Linked DNA regions of Homo sapiens: all the other regions are linked to region 1. A link is a loop called in an ENCODE intact Hi-C map of the cell type or tissue named here. Cell type or tissue: HepG2. All regions are shown on one strand.

What was found. A loop is a pair of places that touch in the nucleus more often than their neighbours do. Peaks named below come from ENCODE experiments on the same cell type or tissue, not always from the same donor. Only the 100,000 strongest peaks of a DNase experiment are listed, where the experiment ranks them.
Region 2: a loop joins it to region 1, with 3 times the contacts of the local background. A loop is called at or near these places in 3 of 110 quality-filtered maps.
Region 3: it touches region 1 in a loop (3-fold over the local background); 2 of 110 quality-filtered maps call a loop at or near these places.
Region 4: a loop joins it to region 1, with 2.3 times the contacts of the local background. A loop is called at or near these places in 2 of 110 quality-filtered maps.

What each region holds. Positions count from the first base shown.
Region 1 is chr7:138,159,612-138,164,611 of GRCh38, forward strand. LOC107986749 (a long non-coding RNA gene) reads left to right here and starts at 2,162. Exons shown (of 3, transcript XR_001745033.3): 1 at 2,162-2,297; 2 at 3,765-3,891; 3 at 4,633-5,000. RefSeq lists an enhancer at 4,204-5,000. In HepG2, a CTCF peak has its summit at 2,084; a DNase peak (open chromatin) is centred at 2,100.
Region 2 is chr7:138,386,108-138,391,107 of GRCh38, forward strand. No RefSeq gene overlaps it. Among named protein-coding and RNA genes, the nearest start is that of TRIM24, 72 kb to the right of the region's middle. In HepG2, no CTCF peak of the experiment used is centred here; a DNase peak (open chromatin) is centred at 2,884.
Region 3 is chr7:138,313,608-138,318,607 of GRCh38, forward strand. No RefSeq gene overlaps it. Among named protein-coding and RNA genes, the nearest start is that of TRIM24, 140 kb to the right of the region's middle. In HepG2, no CTCF peak of the experiment used is centred here; DNase peaks (open chromatin) are centred at 714 and 3,104; H3K4me3 peaks cover 472 bases.
Region 4 is chr7:138,235,668-138,240,667 of GRCh38, forward strand. No RefSeq gene overlaps it. Among named protein-coding and RNA genes, the nearest start is that of MIR4468, 110 kb to the left of the region's middle. In HepG2, no CTCF peak of the experiment used is centred here; DNase peaks (open chromatin) are centred at 464 and 2,514.

The DNA of each region.
Region 1 (5,000 bases):
AACCTATTCTCAATTGACATAATGCATATTTTAAATTCAAATTTATATATTTACAACTTATCATAAAGTCAGTTAATTAGAATGAGGCTGTTTTGAAGAACACCAAAATTAAAAATGATACTGAATGTTATAGCAATCTCTAGAGCAAATTTATTTATTTATTTATTTATATTTATTTATTTTATTTTTTTGAGATGGAGTTTTGCTCTTGTCACCCAGGCTGGAGTGCGATGGTGTGATCTCGGCTCACTGCAACCTCCGCCTCTCAGGTTCAAGCGAGTCTCCTGCCTCAGACTCCCGAGTAGCTGGGATTACAGGCACCCACCACCACACCCAGCTAAGTTTTGTATTATTAGTAGCGATGGGGTTTCACCATGTTGGCCAGGCTGGTCTCAAACTTCTGACCTCAGGTGATCAGCCCACGTTGGCCTCTCAAAGTGCTGGGATTATGGGTGTGAGTCACCACACCTCGCCTTTTTTTTTTTTTTTTTCTAACCTTTTATTTTTTAGAGACAGTCTTGTTCTGTCACCCAGGCTGGAGTGCAGTGGCACGATCTCAGCTTACTGCAGCCTTGACTTCCTGGGCTCAAGTAACCCTCTCACTTTGGGCCCCAAGTAGCTGGGACTACAAGTGCATGCCACCATGCCTGGCGAATTTTTTCTTTTTTTCTTTTTTTAATTGCACAGTACTAAAAAATTCTGACAATATTCAGGAACAGTTGTAAAGAGTAAAAGCTATTTTATTCTTATATTTAAAACCATTTTATTTACTACGTTGATAATTGTTTCCCCAGCAGTGGTAAAAATGACATCAAAATAACAATTTTGCAAGCTCAGATTATTAATATAAAATCAGTAATCAGGCCGGGCGCGGTGGTTCACGCCTGTAATCCCAGCACTTTGGGAGGCTGAGATGGGCGGAACACCAGGTGAGAGATCGAGACCATCCTGGCCAACATGGTGAAACCCTGTCTCTACTAAAAATACAAAAATTAGTTGGGTGTGGTGGCGCACGCCTGTAGTCCCAGCTACTTGGGAGGCTGAAGCAGGAGAATCGCTTCAACCCGGGAGGTGGAGGTTGCAGTGAGCTGAGATCATACCACTGCACTCCAGCCTGGCAACAGAGTGCGGCTCCGTCTCAAAAAAAAAAAAAAAAAAAATCAGTAATCAGCTTTTTAATAGCTGTAGAAATTGGAGAAAAGGATAACCTGAAATGTTTATCTCAAAGTTGAATCACCAGCAATATCCAACACTAGTTGATATTTTTATCATAAATATAAAAATCAAACATGAAGTTCACAAAACATACAATAAAGGCCAAAATTCTTATATTATCGTAACATAGCATATTGTATATTTAGTCACTACTGTGTAACAACTACCCATTCACTGTGGAATACTCTCAAGGAGTCTCAAATGGGTGTTCAATCTCTACCTTATTATTACAAATTTATAACAGATTTCTTTCCATTTAGCAATTTTATAGAATGTCATATATACATATTTAAATATATATAAATTTACATATTATTTATATATAAGCAAAAAATTGGACACAATTCAACGTTAACATAAGGTCATACCACTGTTATTTGCCATACAGCACTTTTAGAAGAAGACAAAATGTTCTAAAGATCAGAGATGGCTGATAATTGATATATCATGTTCTGCAATCATCGTGCCCAGCATTTTGAGTTAGTTGCTGTTGCAATATTATATGATTTGGATATCATATAGGATTTGGAAATCCTATCAGATTTGGATAACAAATTTGCCCTGAAAAGAGAACAAAAAGAGAACAAAAGAGAACAAAAGATGGATCTTTGAAAATGAATATCCATATAGCAGTGTTTCCATGGAAGAATTAGAATGATTGTTTTAAAAGTATTTCTCTTTCCTTTCCCCAGATGAACCTCTACCTTAAGTAATGAGGGTGTCAGCCCCAAAATCTTCTATAGATGAATAAAACAATGCAAACATTTCTGCACATTCAAACCCAGTACTGATTCGAAAGAGCTATGGCCATAGCTCTATCGCCAATCTAGGACACCCAGACCTGCTTTTTCAGGCTGAGAACACCAGGTGGCATATGGTGGCTGAATCAGAGCCTCGGTTACCATGGCAACCAGCTACCCTTCCAGCTCTGCAGCTGCCATCTTTTATCCAAAGCAGTGTTCTGTGCACGCTGGGGGTTTTGCTTTGAAATGGTGGTGCTGTGTGCTGTTCATTCTTCATACAGTCAGGGTTCCTACTTCTGGGCAGGGAATTCAGGTGCCAGAGATAGATAAATACTTCAGGTCAGTAGCATTCATTTTATTTTCTGTGCATTATTTATTGTGTCAACATAAAGTCATCTGCAAACTGATACTTGAGAGGGCCACACCTTTCACAGCAGGCTTTCTCTAGGGAGGCTAGACTTCACTGAAGGGAAATGAATGATGGAGTGAGTGAGTCCTCTCCTGACCAAGGTTAAGAACAAATATGAGTGCCCAGCTCAGTGCTTGAATTGGTTGTAGGTACAATGACCCTGAGATTTGCCTGTACTCTAAGGGATGTCTGCTAGAAATATCACTGATCTATAGACAGAAGACATCTGTTCACCAACCTATTGGGAGGATGTAGTTGACATAAATAGTACCTTCTCACAAAATTTGTTTTGTGTCTGCCATGCAATAATAAACCAAATATTTATAAATTGGAAACTAGCCATTTCCATTTTTATCAGTCAAAAGTAATAAGATTTTCTAAGTTAATCATCAGGCATTGCCCCTGGTGATTGGCATTATATCACACACCCAGCTGCCAAAAGCCATTTTCTTTGCTACTGGGAAGAAAGCTAAAATGAGTAATGTTATCCAAACTTCCCTAAATTCCAAAAAGGCTTTGGACTTGAAGCGGGACTCATTTATAAACACATCTATTTAAGCCTGGTGTTTTTGCTTGCTGTTACAGGGACTATATCATAAATGTGCATTCTTTAGATGAAAGATCCTTCTCATAGAATGACAATTCTGTTAAAAACCCATTATATTATGTCACATGAAAAATGAAAAATTCACATTGTATATGTAACATAATAATAATGAAGGATGAAAGGGAAGAACTTCTGCTTGGAAAAATGACTGAAAACATACAATGAATATTAAAAACTGTGAGGCTTTGAATGGATTTTTTTTCCTCTTTCCACATTTAAGGGCTTTCTACTTCTTAATCAGAACTTATTACTAGGTCATAAACTTATGAAAACATTGAAACATTGTATTTTAGAATGTGTTTTAATTTTCCTATAGCAATTTCATTGCTTTTCACTTATGTTACAAATGTAAAACATTTAGCATTTTATTAGAATCATTTGAAATCATGAACTTCTCAAACAAAATATTTTAATTCATTTAATTGTTAAATAAATTGCAATATGCTTGCTCTAACAGGAAAAAAACTTTTTCAAAATCTATAAATAAGAAACTACTATTAAAACAGTTTTCATTTGATATTCCCTGTGAATTAAAGTATTATTTAAGGGTATCAGAAAGGAAGTATTACATTTAACTTCCAGTCAAACCCAGTTTCTGGTTATTTTATAAAAATATCTATTAATACGAGGAATTTTATATCTTTATCTATATATAGATATAGATACTGATAGATATATATTCATTGAGAAAGCTGCTTATAATTTGAGAATATTAGTCATGGAGTTTTCACACATTTACTGGTTTCGTACTACCACATGTTTTCCTCCTGCCTCTCTTTTCCATCTTTAGCTTAAAAAAGGGAAAGAAGAGGAGGAGGAGGAGGAAGAGGAGAAGGAGGAGGAGGAAGCAGAGAAGGAGGAGGAGGAGGAGAAAAGGATTTGAAGAAATTGAATCAGTTCTGGAACAGCAGACACAGGTAACCCATGCAAGTTAATCATTTGGGACACTTTATAAATGATTGTCCACCGTTGATTGACAAGAGCCTGTGTCACTGACTGGAAAGGATAGAGGAGGGTCACTGATGAAAGCACCCTGCTCATTCTCCTCCAGGGCTGCTCCACTGTGGTGACCCCAGCATTCAACACCACACTCAGCATAGTGAATTTCTGTGGGACTATTAAGAATTATGGTTCTAGAAACATACTTAATAATATGAAAACATGTTCAAATTATGTCATTATGTGTGAGAAAAATTATGATACTGAGATAGATGACAAACCCTCAATGAGGTTCTCAATGATTAAGAACCATCATCTCTGTCATCAATTAATTAGCTCAAGTGTAAGTATTTTCTGATTTTTTCTTACACATTGCAAATATTTTCTGCCAAATTGTTGTTTGTGTGCATTGGGAAGTGGGATGGGGGGGTTGTAGAGACAGGTGTCTCACTGTGTTGCCCAGGCTGGTCTTGAGCTCCTGGACTGAAGAGATCCTCCTGCTTGGCTTCTCAAAGCGCTGGGATTACAGGTGCAAGCCACTGCACCCAGCCAAACTGTGGCTTTTTAACAACATTTTGTTTGTTTTCTTTTTTTTCCTCTTTTTTTTTCCCTTTTAACAACATTTTTAATGATATCTTTTGTCATTGCTTAATATTTTGCTTTTATCTAATTAAGTTGCTCAATCTTTTCTTTTTCTAACTCTGGGTTTCATGTTGAAGGAATTCAGGACATGCTACCCCAAAATGTGAAAACTTGGCATTTGAGAAGACAGCAGAAGCAGGAAGGTCACGCTCACTACCTCCCCCACAATGCTCTACTCCCCTGAAACAGATCATAAAACCTAGGAAGGATTTCCTGACCATCCCCTCAAGTAGGTCTTATGACCCTCATGTGAGAGGTGCCCTCCCTATACCCAGAAGATAGCAACATCCTCATTTCTGAAGATACAAGGACAAAGAGAAGAGTTTGAACAAACGGCTTCCTAAGTTCTCCCCAGTTTATTAACATTATGTTACAGTCTCACCAACGCACCGCAATGTAGCAGTCTCTCGTTTGAGGTATCACCCTGAGTTCTCGGTCTCACAAC
Region 2 (5,000 bases), 230 kb after region 1:
AAAGAAATGAGGTCTCACTATGTTGCTGAGGCTGGTCTCAAACTCCTGGGCTCAAGTGATCCTCCTGGGATTTCAGGTATGAGCCACAGCCCCTGGCCTACTGTTCCCAATTACTTATTTATTTATTTATTCATTCATTTTGAGACAGAGTTTTGCTCTGTTGCCCAGCCCAGAGTGCAGTGGTGTGATCTTGGCTCACTGTAACCTCTACCTCCCAGGTTCAAGCGATTCTCCTGCCTCAGCCTCCAAAGTAGCTGGGATTATAGGCGCCTGCTACCACGCCCAGCTAATTTTGTGTTTTCAGTTTCACCATGTTGGCCAGGCTGGTCTCGAACTCCTGACCTCAAGTGACCTGCTTGCCTCAACCTCCCAAAGTGCTGGGATTACAGGCGTGAGCCACCATGCTTGGCCTCAATATTGGTCTCAATATTGTTTAGCAGAGAGAAGGGTGTACGCTTCACCTTAGAATTATTTAGCTCTGGGACAGGAAGTATGTTTGGTCCCAGAATTGTTTAACTTGGGGAAAAGAAAATATGCCTGCTCCCAGTACTGTTTAATAAAGGGACAGGGAAAAACTTAGAATGCAATTCTCACATCAAAAGGCTCAAATGCTCCTTTAAAAAAAAAAAAGTATGTTTCTGTCATTTATTTTTACAGAGAAAAAAAAGAAAAAGTAATTATAAAAATAAAATAACAAAACAGCCTTAACTATCCTTCATATTATAGAGTCCTAGGATAAAGTTTACATACTCGCAGCTCAGGTTCTATCTAAAGCACTTTAACTGTGGTGATGTGAGATAATGTACCTTCTTTTGGGATTTCACACCAATGATGTAATCCATGAGCTAAATTTTTTCAAATGAATAAAGAAATATTCTTCATATTTAAAATATTTCTTACAATATTGCACTGCATACTTTCTGGTATTTTTGACCAGCCAGAGGGATGATATTCAACATATTTTAATAAGCAGCAGTGCATAGGTGTTGAACAAGCAGAATGTGAATGGGATGTAACAAAACCAGTTTTTTTTTTGTTTCTTTTTTTGTTTTTTTTTTTTTGAGATAGAGTCTCGCTCTGTCACCCAGGCTGCAGTATAGTGGCACGATCTCGGCTCACTGCAACCTCCGCCTCCCGGGTTCATGCCATTCTCCTGCCTCAGCCTCCCGAGGAGCTGGGACTACAGGCACCCACCACCACGCCCAGCTAATTTTTTTTTTTTTTTGTATTTTTAGTAGAGACGGGGTTTCATCGTGTTAGCCAGGATGGTCTCAATCTCCTGACTTCGTGATCCACCCACCTCAGGCTTCCAAAGTGCTGGGATTACAAAACCAGTTTTAATATACTAACATACACCAGAAAAATACCAACCTAGCTATTGCACAAGCAGACATCAAATCCACAAATCGATGAGAAAGAAGACTTCACCACCCACTACAGAATCGTAGTGAGCTTAACACAACATAAATTTATTCCTCATTAATGTTACACGTCTTTTTTTTTTTTTCCAATTTTATTTACTTTTTTTGAGACAGAGTCTCACTCTGGCAGGATCTGGGTTTGCTGCAACCTCCGCCTTCTGGGTTCACGCAATTCTCCTGCCTCAGACTCCCAAGTAGCTGGGACTACAGATGTGTACCACCACGCCCAGCTAATTTTTGTATTTTCAGTAGAAACGGGGTTTCACCATGTTGGCCAAGTTGGTCTCGAACTCCTGACCTCAGGGGATCTGACTGCCTCAGCCTCCCAAAGTGCTGGGATTATAGGCATGAGCCACCACACCCAGCCACTGATGTTACACTTCTACTGAGAGTTTATGGGGCTCTGCTGTGTCACTCAGAACCCACAATGATAGAGCAGTCATTACCTGGAATAATGCCAATCACTGTGCAAAAATGAAACAAAGCCATTGAGGTTCTCACATTAGCAATTATGGGTCACTTCTGCTCACAACTCATTTGTCAGAACTAGTAGCTAGACCCCACACAATCACAAGGGGCCAGCAAGCACAATTTTATATGCTCAAAAGGGGTTAACAAAACATATACTGAATGGCAGTAGTAACTACCACAGGATACCTATCATTGTCTGATGGGTTCTTCCTGCCTGCTGCACAGACAAAATCAATTCACTGATACAACTGCAGTATTGCAGTAAAGAAAGAATGTAATTAATGCAAGGTCAGCCAAACCGTAGGATGGGAGTTTTATTATTACTCAAATCAGCCTCCTGGAGAACTCAGAGGCTAGGGTTTTTATGGATAATTTGGCAGGCAGAGAGCTAGGGAATGGGTGCTGCTGATAGGTTGGAGATGAAATTATATAGGTGTGAGGCCGGGCGCAGTGGCTCACGCTTGTAATCCAGCACTTTGAGAGGCCGAGGCAGGCGGATCATGAGGTCAGGAGTTCAAGACCAGCCTGGCCAACATGGTGAAACCCTGTCTCTACTAAAAATACAAAAATTAGCTGGGCATGGCAATGGTTGCCTGTAATCCCAGCTACTCAGGAGGCTGAGGCAGGAGAATCGCTTGAACCCAGGAGGCGGAGGTTGCAGTGAGCCGAGATCGAGCCACTGCACTCCAGCCTGGGCAACTGAGCTAGACTCCATCTCAAAAAAAAAAAAAAGAAATTATGCAGGTGTGGAAGAAGTCCTTGTGAGCTGAGTCCATCATGAGTCATGGGTCTAGGTGGGGTTAGTCAGTGGCCAGAATGCAAAAGTCTGAATAACATTTCAAAAGACCAATCTTAGGTTATCCAATCCTGATGTTATCTACAGGAGCAATTGGGCAAGTCACAAATCTTGTGACCTCCAGCCCTATGACTCCTGAGCTAGTAAAAGATTATAGAAACTATGCCTATCTTATCAGAATTCAGGCCCCTCTCATAATCCTAATCTTGTGGCCTTTCATTAGTTTTACAAAGGCAGTTTGATTTTGGGAAGAGCTGTTAAAGCAAAGATGTTTGCTTTAAGGTTAAACTATAAACTAAATTCCTCCCAAAGTTAGCTTGGCCTATACCCAAAAATGATCAAAGACAGCTTGGAGGTCAGAAGCAAAATGGAGTCAACTGGGTCAGATGTCTTGCTGTCATAATCTTGCAAAGGCAGTTTCAGCATCACTGCCAATCATTTAGGCTAGAAAAGGGAGTTTGAGAATTCAGTGTCTTATCTGTGTAGTTTTATTTATCTGCTTCTCCTTATACGGGAGTGGGGGTCCAGGGAGGAAAGGTAGTAATGATTGACTTTGCTATTAGAATTTTTGAATAAAAAGAACAGACCTCAATCTCAAGGAGGGTTGAGGAAAAAGTGCAGTCAACTTGGGATAATGGATTAATATTAAGTTTAAAAATACTATTGAAAAATCTTTGTGACACTTTATACTTCCATGAATTCTAAATGTTTTTTGCACCATTTTCTCCAATGAACCAATTAATATAGTGCTTGGCAAGGGAGTAGCATCAATCTGGGCTGGGCGTGGTGGCTCAAGCCTATAATCCCAGCACTTTGGGAGGCCAAGCCGGGTGGATCACCTGAGGCTGGGAGTTTGAGACTAGCCTGACCAACATGGAGAAACCCCATCTCTAATAAAAATACAAAAAAATCAGCCGGGTGTGGTGGTGCATGCCTGTAATCCCAGCTACTCGGGAGGCTGAGGCAGGAGAATCGCTTGAACCCAGAAGGCGGAGGTTGTGGTGAGCTGAGATTGTGCCATTGCACTCCAGCCTGGGCAACAAGAGTGAAACCCCGTCTCAAAAAAAAAAAAAAAAGAATCAATCTGTTCTTTGGTCAAGAATTCCTTCTCAACAAAGAGTGCAAGGAAGGCATATCAGGCACAGAAAAGCATTATTTAATATCAATGAGTCAGTCCGGGCATAGTGGCTCATTTCCCTGTAACCCCAGCACTTTGGGAGGCCAAGGTGGGTGGATCACTTGAGGTCAGGAGTTTGAGATCAGCCTGGCCAACATGGTGAAACCCTGTCTCCACTAAAAATACAAAAATTAGCTGGGCGCAGTGATATGCGCCTGTAGTCCTAGCTACTCGGGAGGCCGAGGCAGGAGAATCGCTTGGACCCAGGACCGGAGTTTGCTGAGCTGAGATTGCGCCACTGCACTCCAGCTGGGGCGACAGAGTGAGACTCGGTCTCAAAAAAAAAAAAAAAAAAAAAAAATCCATGAGTCAATGAATGGAATAGAACTAATAACTCATACTGGGCTGGTTAGAATAGAAGACCCTGTAGGAAATAAAGGCAAGAGAAAGTTAGATTGATTGAGATCAGTCACCAGGGAGCGTCACCAGTGCCTTCCTTTCTTGTGTATAACATTTTATTCTAGGCCCCTTTCACCTTCTCCTGGGATTATCACAAAATATTTCTAGACATTGCATTTGCCTCCAATCTGCTTCTTTAAATGTTTTCTAATTATTAGGGCAATGTGTTCCTCAAATGTCACTTTCATTATATGAATCTGCAATTGTAATCTATGTTCATCCCTTCAGTCTCTTGAAGGCCCTATCCATTTAGCCTCATATTATCATTTACTTGGAATTTTACAGGTTAGTTAAGGCTATTATGAGGGATAATATTCACAAGTATTTTCTGAAAGTAGAAATAGGCTGGATACAGTGGCTCATGTCTATAACCCCAGCATTTTGAAAGGCAAAGGCAGAAGGATCGATTGAGGCCGTGAGTTCAAGACCAGCCTGGGCAGCATAGCGCCAGGCGCAGTGGCTCACGCCTGTATTCCCAGCACTTTGGGAGGCTGAAGTGGGTGGATCACTTGAGGTCAGGAGTTCGAGATCAGCCTGGCCAATATGGCAAAACACCGTCTCTACTAAAAACACAAAAATTACCTAGCTGTGGTGGTGCATGCCTGTAATGCTAGCTACTGGGGAGGCTGAGGCACGAGAATAGCTTGAACCTGGGAGGTGGAGGTTGCAGTGGGCCGAGATCACACCACTGCACTCCAGCCTAGGCAACAAAGCAAGACTATGTTTCAAAAAAAAA
Region 3 (5,000 bases), 150 kb after region 1:
GATCACCTGAGGTCAGGAGTTTGAGACCACCCTGGCCAACATGGTGAAACCCCGTCTCTACTAAAAATACAAAAATTAGCCGGGCGTGGTGGCGCATGCCTGTAATCCCAGCTACTCAGGAGGCTGAGGCAGGAGAGTCGCTTGAACCTGGGAGGCGGAGGTTGCAGTGACCCGAGATCACACCACTGCATTCCAGCCTTGGCAACAGAGTGAGCCTCCAACTAAAAAATAAAAATAAACTATAAACTATAAACTAAGTTCCTCTCAAAGTTAGTTCAGCCTGTGCCCAGGAAGGAACAAGGACAGCTTAAAGGTTAGAAGCAGGGTGGAGTCAGTTCGGTTAGATCTCTTTCACTGTCTCAGTCACAATTTTGCAAAAGCAATTTCATTATATTGCCCAGTCTGGTCTCAAACTCCCAGGCTCAAGTGATCCTCCTGCTTCAGCCTCCTAAAGTGCCGGGATTCCAGGCATGAGCCACTGCACCCAGCTCTCTCCCCACACTGACTACCTTCTTGGTGAACAGAAATCTTAGAGATAACTTCTGTTGCCCTGGCAGAATTTTCCCCTTTGAGAGTGGCCTTGAGGCTAAGTTGCCTGAGATCAGACAGACGACCTCTGACCTTTTGTCCAGCCTCAAGGCCCAACCCAATACTTTCTTTTACTTTCATTTTAGCTAGTACAGATAACAACCAAGGGATTGTGTGTTCATCATTCTTCTGATTATTTTGCATTTCCATACATATCCAATGGGCCAACTCCTGAGGAGTTAGGTCTACCATAATCTCTAAATTCCACTGGTAAATTTGACCTTTAGTTACTGAACCCAGTGCAGCTGCAGTTTCATACTATGGGTGACTAGGGCACCACCCAGAGATCAAATATTCCTCTCCCCCCACGCTTTTATCCTTTATCTTTCCAAACCACAAGTTTCCACGAGCCAGGTCTGTTCCAGCAAATGCTGCTTTACTGATACCAATTCTGAGTAGAAAAACAAAAAAAAAAAAAAAACAAGCTAAGGCCAGGGATGGTGGCTCACACCTATAATCCCAAAGCTTTGGGAGGCCAATGTGGGACGATTGCTTGAGCCTAGAAGTTCCGAGACCAGCCTGGACAACATAGCAAGACCACTTCTTTATTAAAAATTAAAGACAATTAGCCAGACATGGTGGCACATGCCTGTAGTCCCAGCTACTCGGGAGGCTGAGGCAGGAGGATCACTTGAGCCCCAGAGGCTGCACTGTGCTGTGATCATGGCACTGCAGTCCAGCCTGAGCAACAGAATGAGATCGTCTCAAAAACTAAAAAAACACGCATTGTTTTTTTCACCATTCTTGCACCCCAACAACCAGCACAGAAGACTTCTATAACCAAATATGTGGGTTTTTCCCCACACCAGCAAGCAATCATTTCTGCAGTAGACACCAGCTGGGTGCCCTTCAATTCAGTCCAATTCTGACACTCTCTACCTGGAGATGGAGTGAGGGCTCAGTCCCACAAGACCGCCCTCCTACTTCCAATGCCAGTTGCAAGCACAGATAGTGGCCTGTGCTTCTCACTCACTGGCTATAAACTGGGATTCCCATGCTCCCCTCCTGGGGCTCCATTAGTTTTCTGGAATGGCTCACAGAACTCAAGGAAATATTTATTTACATTTGCAAGTTTATTTTAAAGGATATTGACATGGAAACAGATGGAGAAGTGCACAGAGCAGAGTAGAGGGGAAGAGGTTCCAAGCTTCCATGCCATCTCCAGGTGCACCACCCTCCAAGAACCTCCAGGTGTGCAGCTATCTGGAAGCTCCTAGAAATTGAAATTTTTTTTCTTTGAGACCGAATCTCGCTCTGTCATCCAGGCTAGAGTGCAGAGGCATGATCCAGGCTCACTACAATCTCTGCTTCCCGGGTTCAAGCAATTCTCCTGCCTCAGCCTCCCCAGTAGCTGGAACTACAAGCATGCTCCACCACACCCAGCTAATTTTTGTATGTTTTAGTAGAGACGGGGTATCACCACGTTGGTCAGGCTGGTCTCGAACTCCTGATCTCAAGTGATCTGCCCACCTTGGCCTCCCAAAGTGCTGGGATCACAGGTGTCAGCCACTGCACCCAGCCAGAAATTGACATTTTTGATGGAAACTAAAGATCAGGCTTCTAGATAAAGGAATAAAATAAAAGGATCTTAATCTTCTGACAACATGTTAGAGAAACTGACAAGAAGATTTATAAGAAGATAAGATAATATCTTCAATAAAAAGTCAATGTGAGCTTTTGGTGCCCTTGAAGGTAACTTTTATGCAAAAAAAGATTATTTCAGGGGTCACTTTTGTTTTACAATTCAGTATTTATTTTAGCAAGGTTAAAAATTTGAAAACTTTGTTCTTTCTTAGATATAAATTAAATTTGTAAATCTTATGCTATTCATAAATTCAAAAACTTAACAATTACTTAAGGATTTTTTTATGCAATTAATATTGTAATAATCTTAACTATCACCATAAGTCAATATACTACAATTTCTTTTTTAAGCATTTCAATTGTCTAATAAAAACCAATTTTCCCAAGCACTTCTATAATTTATAAATCTAATGTGTTAAATTTTTACATGTGTGGAATGTGAATCTTAAATTACATTCAATATAATGAGCAGAAGTTACTCAATTACACTTAAAAAAAATAGAGACAGGCAGGTCTCGAAACTCCTGGGTTCACTATGTTTCCCAAGCTGGTCTTGAACTCCTGGGCTCAAGGATTCCTCCCACCTCAGCCTCCCAAAGTGCTAGGATTACAGAGATGAGCCACCCTGCCTGGCCTCAGTTACACATTTTAAATTATAATCCCAAGGCTGTGTGGAAATAAAGAAAGCATTAAAGTTGTTGGAACTCAAAATGCTTTAAGTCTTGAAAGAGATGGGACTGTGATCTGAGTTGGGTAGCATGTAGTTGCAACTTCTGTTTCTCAGATTATATATTAACTCTCTCTCTCCTTGTTCTGTAAATGACTAGGAGAGACAAGAGACCAGACCTATTCTCCTAATCACTGACCTTTGTTATAGATTAACCTCCTCCTTTTCTGTTCTGAGTTTTGTTAACTCAGACCAGATGGCGCAAAAGACCCCATGACTATTACATCTTCAGTATGGAACGTTAAATATACTTTTCCTGAAAGAAAAATATCACCTCAACCAATGAGATCATTGTAACTATGCATTAAGCCTTATATAGAAAGATGTTGAAATTCCGTTAAACTTCCCTTGTCTATATAAACAACCCTAGACATCTATGCTTCTGAACACATACTTCCATTCTTTGGAATCTGTACTTCCAGGGCAGCTATCCCACAAGGTTTGTGCTTGAATAAACTCTACAATTAATCATATTTTCTGAATTTTGTTATTTAACGTGGACAGCTGATATGTCCAGTTACCTTCTAAAATGCCAAATAAACATGCATAGGTTATTTCTAAATTTGATGCCAAAATATTAATTGTATTGGTTTGACTTACTTGCTTCTCTCTGTATTTAATTCTAAGTCTTCATGGTATTAAGTCAGCACACACTAATAAGACACATTTGGTGTTAACTTCTTCGTTGGATTTTGTGTTAACTTCTTGGTTGGCTAACTATGTATATCAATCATGGATTTAATTGAACATGAGATGCAGAGCTGCAAACACTAGGGCAAATTTTTGCACAATATAGAATGCAGTATTGAGTCCTTTTCTATAGTCTTTGAATCAGTAGTCTTAAATGCATGTCATTTAGACGGGGTAATGTCACAACCCAGTGTTGTGGGACTTTTTCCTTAGTTCAGCTAAGAGCCAGGTCCTTACCACACGGCCATGAAAAATTAGCCTCGCAGATGATTTTAAGGGTGAGAATAATGGGATTTATTGGGAAAAAACCCTCTCTCACCACTCCTATTCAACATAGTTTTGGAAGTTCTGGCCAGAGCAATCAGACAAGAGAAAGAAATAAAGCGCATTCAAGTAGGAAGAGAGGAAGTCAAATTGCCTCTTTTTGCAGATGACATAATTCTATATTTAGAAAACCCCATCATCTCATCCCAAAAACTCCTTAAGCTAATAAGCAACTTCAGCAAAGTCTCAGGATACAAAATCAATGTGCAAAAATCACAAGCATTCGTATACACTAACAGTAGACAAGCAGAGAGCCAAATCATCAATGAACTCCCATTCACAATTTGCTACAAAGAGAATAAGATACCTAGGAATACAGATAATAAGGGACGTGAAGGACCTCTCCAAGGAGAACTACAAACCACTGCTCAAGGAAATAAGAGAGGACACAGATGGAAAAACATTCCAGCCTTGTGGATAGGAAGAATCAATACCTTGAAAATGGTCATACTGCCCAAAGTAATTTAGAGATTCAATGCTATTCTCATTAAACTACCATTGACATTCTTCACAGAATTAGAAAAAAACACTTTAAATTTCATATGGAACCAAAAAAAGAGCCCATATAGCTAAGACAATCCTAAGCAAAAAGAACAAAGCTGGAGACATCATGCTATCTGACTTCAAACTATACTATGAGGCTACAGTAACCAAAACAGCATGGTACTGGTACCAAAACAGACATATAGACCAATGAACAAAATAGAGACCTCAGAAATAAGACCACAGACCTACAACCATCTGATCTTCAACAAACCGGACAAAAACAAGCAATGGGGAAAGGATTCCCCATTTAATAAATGGTGCTGGGAAAACTGGCTAGCCATATGCAGGAAACTAAAACTGGACCCCTTCCTTACACATTATACAAAGATTAACTCAAGATGGATTAAAGAGTTAAATGTAAAACCCAAAACTATAGAAACCCTAGAAGAAAACCTAGGCAATACCATTCAGGACATAGGCATAGACAAAGGCTTCATGATGAAAATGCCAAAAGCAATTGCAACAAAAGCCAAAAATTCTACAACTATCTGATCTTTGACAAACCTGAGAAAAACAAGAAATGGGGAAAGGATTCCCTATT
Region 4 (5,000 bases), 76 kb after region 1:
GCAGTGAGCCCAGATCATGCCACTGCACTCCAACCTGGGCAATAGAGTGAGAATCTGTCTCAAAAAAAGAACACATTACCCAATAAAGTTGATAGAAGAATGTAAATAAGAATATAATTGACCTGAGGTGAGAAATAATTTCATAAACACAATTCAAAAGTATAACCCATAAAGCAAACTATTAATGAATGGAATTATAGCCAGGTCAAGGATTTCTATTCAATGAAAGACCAGGGGAAAAGTTATGAGTAGAGAATATGCAAATATATTTGTGATGTCTATGAGAAGGAAAGGGTTAAGCAGTAAGTCTGCAGTGTCTTCTATTAATGGAAGAAGAGTGGATTACCGCAAAAATAGGCAGACCAGGCCTAATCTCCTGTTGAAAGTGCTAATGACATGCCTCGTAGCTAATGGTATTTGCTAACAGGGGAGTCGAGTCTTTTTCTATGGAATGCTTTTAATAGGAGAAACCTGGTTATTTGTGATTGCTTATGGTAAACAAACCAGGAATCTATCGATTTATGGGCATGGCTCACTGGAAAATATTGTGTGATGGTGACCACCATCTGAGTGGAAATTGGAGATGTGTCATGACATTGATGAATAAATATTGATTTATGCTATTTCTTTTTTTTTTTTTTTTTTTTTTGAGATGGAGTCTCACTCTGTTGCCCAGGCTGGAGTGCAGTGGCGTGATCTCAGCTCACTGCAAGCTCCGCCTCCCGGGTTCATGCCATTCTCCTGCCTCAAGCTCCCGAGTAGCTGGGACTACAGGCGCCCGCCACCACGCCCAGCTAATTTTTTGTATTTTTAGTAGAGACGGGGTTTCACCATGTTAGCCAGGATAGTCTCGATCTCCTGACCTTGTGATCCACCCGCCTCAGCCTCCCAAAGTGCTGGGATTACAGGTGTGAGTGATTTATGCTATTTCTGATGAATTTAGCTGGATCACTTGGTTAAGTGGGTGTTTGCCAAGTTTCTCCACTGTAGAGTTACTATCTTTCCCTTGAAATTAATAAGTATCTTATAAAGAGATACTTTGAGACTGTAAATATCCTATTTGTCATCGAATTTTCACTCATTGGATATAGTATCCATTAATGATTGTTCCCTACAACAGTTATTCTGTGGTGGTTGCCAAATGTTGATTTTTTAATTGAGTCATGTGTTCTACATGTATTCGTTGATATTTTTAGGTGAGAAAGACCTTTCCCTTTTCCCCCATTTATTTATTTCTTTGTTTGTTTGTTTGTATCAGCAGGAACTCATAGATTTTTACTTTATTCCTTGGGTTATATTAGGTAGGTGCAAAAGTTATTGTGGTTTTTGCCATTAAAAGTAATTACTTTTGGCCAGGCGTGGTGGCTCACGCCTGTAATCCCAGCACTTTGGGAGGCTGAGGCAGGCAGATCACCTGAGGTCAGGAGTTCAAGACCAGCCTGACCAACATGGAGAAACCCCGTGTCTACTAAAAATACAAAAATTAGCCGGGCATGGTGGCAGGTGCCTGTAATCTCAGCTACTCAGGAGGCTGAGGCAGGAGAATCGATTGAACCCGGGAGGTAGAGGTTGCAGTGAGCCGAGATCATACCACTGTACTCCAGCCTGGTGACAGAGGGAGACTCCATCTCAAAAACAAAAACATACAAACAAACAAAATTAGTCGGGCATGGTGGTGGGCACATGTAATCCCAGCTATTTGGGAGGCTGAGGCAGGAGACTCACTTGAACCTGGGAGGAGGAGGTTGCAGTAATAAACATAATATGGGAACACAGTTCTTTAAAAGAAAAATTTATCAAGTAAATTTTAAACCTTAGATAAAATGGACAATATTTTTTCCATCAGTTATTGGGGCACAGATAGTATTTGGTTACATGAGTAAATTTTTTAGTGGTGATTTGTGAGGTTTTGGTGCACCCATCACCTGAGCAGTATACACTGCACCATATTTGTAGTATTTTATTCCTCGCCCCCCTCTCACTCTTCCCCTCAAGTCCCCAAAGTCCATTGTATCATTCTTATGCCTTTGCATCCTTATAGCTTAGCTACCACATATCTTTTTAAAAAGTACACCTTACCAAATTTGATTTTTTTCAAAATCTGACTGAACTAATAAACACTAAAGAAATTTAAAAGATAGTCAATAATTCCCTTTCTTGCTCCAAAGGACACTTTTTCAAGATGTTAAAATATAGGTTTTATCAAGCCTCCAGCAAATGCATAATCCCTATTTCACATAAAATATTTCAGAGAATAAAAGGAGGAAAAGCCACCAAATTCAATTTACCTTGATGTCAAATAGAACAAAAACAATATAACCTTACTTACGAACATACATCCAAAATGCTACATTTTAGAAATAACAAATCAAATTCTATAGTACAGTCGATCCTCATTATCGGCAGATTCTGTATCTGTGAGTTTGCCTACTTGCTAAATGTTTTTGTAACGCCAATATCAATACTCACAGCACTTTCACAGTTATTTACAGACACACACAGAGTTGCGAAAACTTTGAGTTACCCAACTCACACATTCCTAGCTGAAGTCAAAAATGGTGGCACTCTCCTTTCTTGTTCCAGCACCTATTCAGTAAAAGGTGTCCTTTTTGCAGCCTATTTAGTGCCATATTTTTCACAATTTTGTGCTTATTGTTGGTAATTTACTGTTTGAAATGGTCCCCAAGTGTAGGACTGAAGTACTGTGTACTGCTCCTAAGCACAAAAAGGCTGTAATGTGACCTATAGAGAAAATATGTGCATTAGGTCAGCTTTGTACAGGCATGTGTTATATAGTGGTACTGGCCATGAGCTGCATGCTAATGAATCAACTATATAAAATAAGGTGGCTTTATTTATTTATTTATTTTTTGAGATGGAGTCTCACTCTGTTGCCCAGGCTAGAGCGCAGTGGCGCGATCTCAGCTCACTGCTACCTCCGCCTCTCAGGTTCAAGCGAATCTCGTGCCTCTGCCTCGCGAGTAGCTGGGACTACAGGTGTGCACCAACACGTCCTGCTAATTTTTGTATTTTCAGTAGAGACAGGATTTTACTATGTTGGCAAGGCTGGTCTCAAACTCCTGACCTCAAACGGTCTGCCCACCTTGGCCTCCCAAAGTGCTTACAGGCTTCAGCCACCATGCCTGGTCAAAATAAGGTGTCTTTAGACAGAAAACCCAAATAAAACAAGGTTATATATTAATTGGTTGACTAAGATGTTGTGAACAGAGGCTTTCAGGAACCTAACTGTGTATTTCCTCTGGGAGCAATAGTTCAGTATTTGCTGATTCAGTATTCAAAGCAGCATAACTGCTGTGAATAATGAGAATTGACTGTATGTGTAGTACAAATGTGTGTGTGAGTGCATACAGAATATATCATAGTCAAGTAAAGGTTCTCTCATGGATGCAAGGATAGTCAACATAAAACTTTCAACATAATTACCATGTTAATGTAGTTGCCCAATAGGTCCTCCCTGCTTGCTTAGCAATCAAAATCAATTCACTGAGACTGTGGCATTACATTAAAGAAAGAGCTTAATTGACTTGAGATGGGCCTTGTGGGAGATGGAGATATTAATTAAATCTCTGAGATCCTGGAGGCTAGGGGTTTTATGGGCAATTGGTAGGCAGGGGCTCTAGGGAATGGTTGCTGCTGATTGGTTGGAGATGAAATCATGAGTATGGAAACTATCCTCCCATGCTAAACCAGCCTCTGGGTGGGGCCACAGAACGAGCTGAGTCAGGAGTCAGGAGTCTGGGTGTGGTATGTCAGTTGCTAGAATGCAAGTCTAAAAAAAATCTCAAAAGATCAATCTTAAGTTTCACAATAGTGATGTTATTACAGGAGCAATTGAGAAAGCCACAAATCTTGTGACCTCTGGCCACATGACTCCCGATTAGTTATAGAAGCTACTCTTAAATTTTAGCAGAGTTCAGACCTCTCCCATAATCCTAATGTTGTGGCCTTTCATTAGTCTTACAAAGTCAGGTTTCCATTCTTGAGCAAGGAGGGACTTAGTTTTAGGGAGGGACTATTACCATCCTTGCTTTCAAGTTAAACCATGGGCAGGGCATGGTGGCTCATGCCTGTAATTCCAGCACTTTGGGAGGCCGAGGCAGGCAGATCACTTGAGGTCAGGAGTTCAAGACCAGCCTGGCCAACATGGCGAAACCCTGTCTCTACTAAAGATACAAAAAATTAGCCAGGTGTGGTGGTGTGCGCCTGTAGTCCCTACTATTCGGTAAAGTGAGACAATAGAATTGCTTGAACCCAGGAGGCAGAGGTTTCAGTGAGCTGAGATTGCACCACTGCACTCCAGCCTGGGTGACAGGACAAGACCCTGTCTCCAAAAAAAAAAAAAAAAAAGAAAAAAAAAAGTTAAAACATAAATTAAATTCCTCACATGGTTACCTTGGTCCATATCAAGGAATGAGCAATGACAGCCAGCCTGTGCGGCCAGAAGGAAGATGGAGTCAGCCACGCTAGACTTCTCTCACTGTCATCATTTTTGCAAAGGCAGTTTCATTAACTGATTTTAGAAAGAGAAAATCAATGTAATCTTCTCAATAGACTGAGATAAAAGCACTCAGTAAAACTCAATATTCACTTACGATAAATGTTCTCAGCCAAGTAGGAATAAAAGACATCTTTAAACTCATCAATGGTTTGAAAAATTTATATAAAAATAAAATTTCATTACTAAATAATAAAAAAAGATAATATCCAAAGTTATGATGGAACCATATAAATGAAGACAGGACAATATAGGAACCAATAAACACACCCAACCACATATGAGACTTTAATGTGCTAGAGAGATGTCAACACAAACCACTAGAAAAATAATGGACAAGTCAATAAATGGTGCTGAGTCAACTGGATTACCGTATGAGAACCATAACAATAAGAAATCTATTTCTATTTCATGTGATGGGGAGGAGAAAATACCAGGAGGATTACAAACTTCATTGCAAAAATAATTATTTAAAACTTCAAAG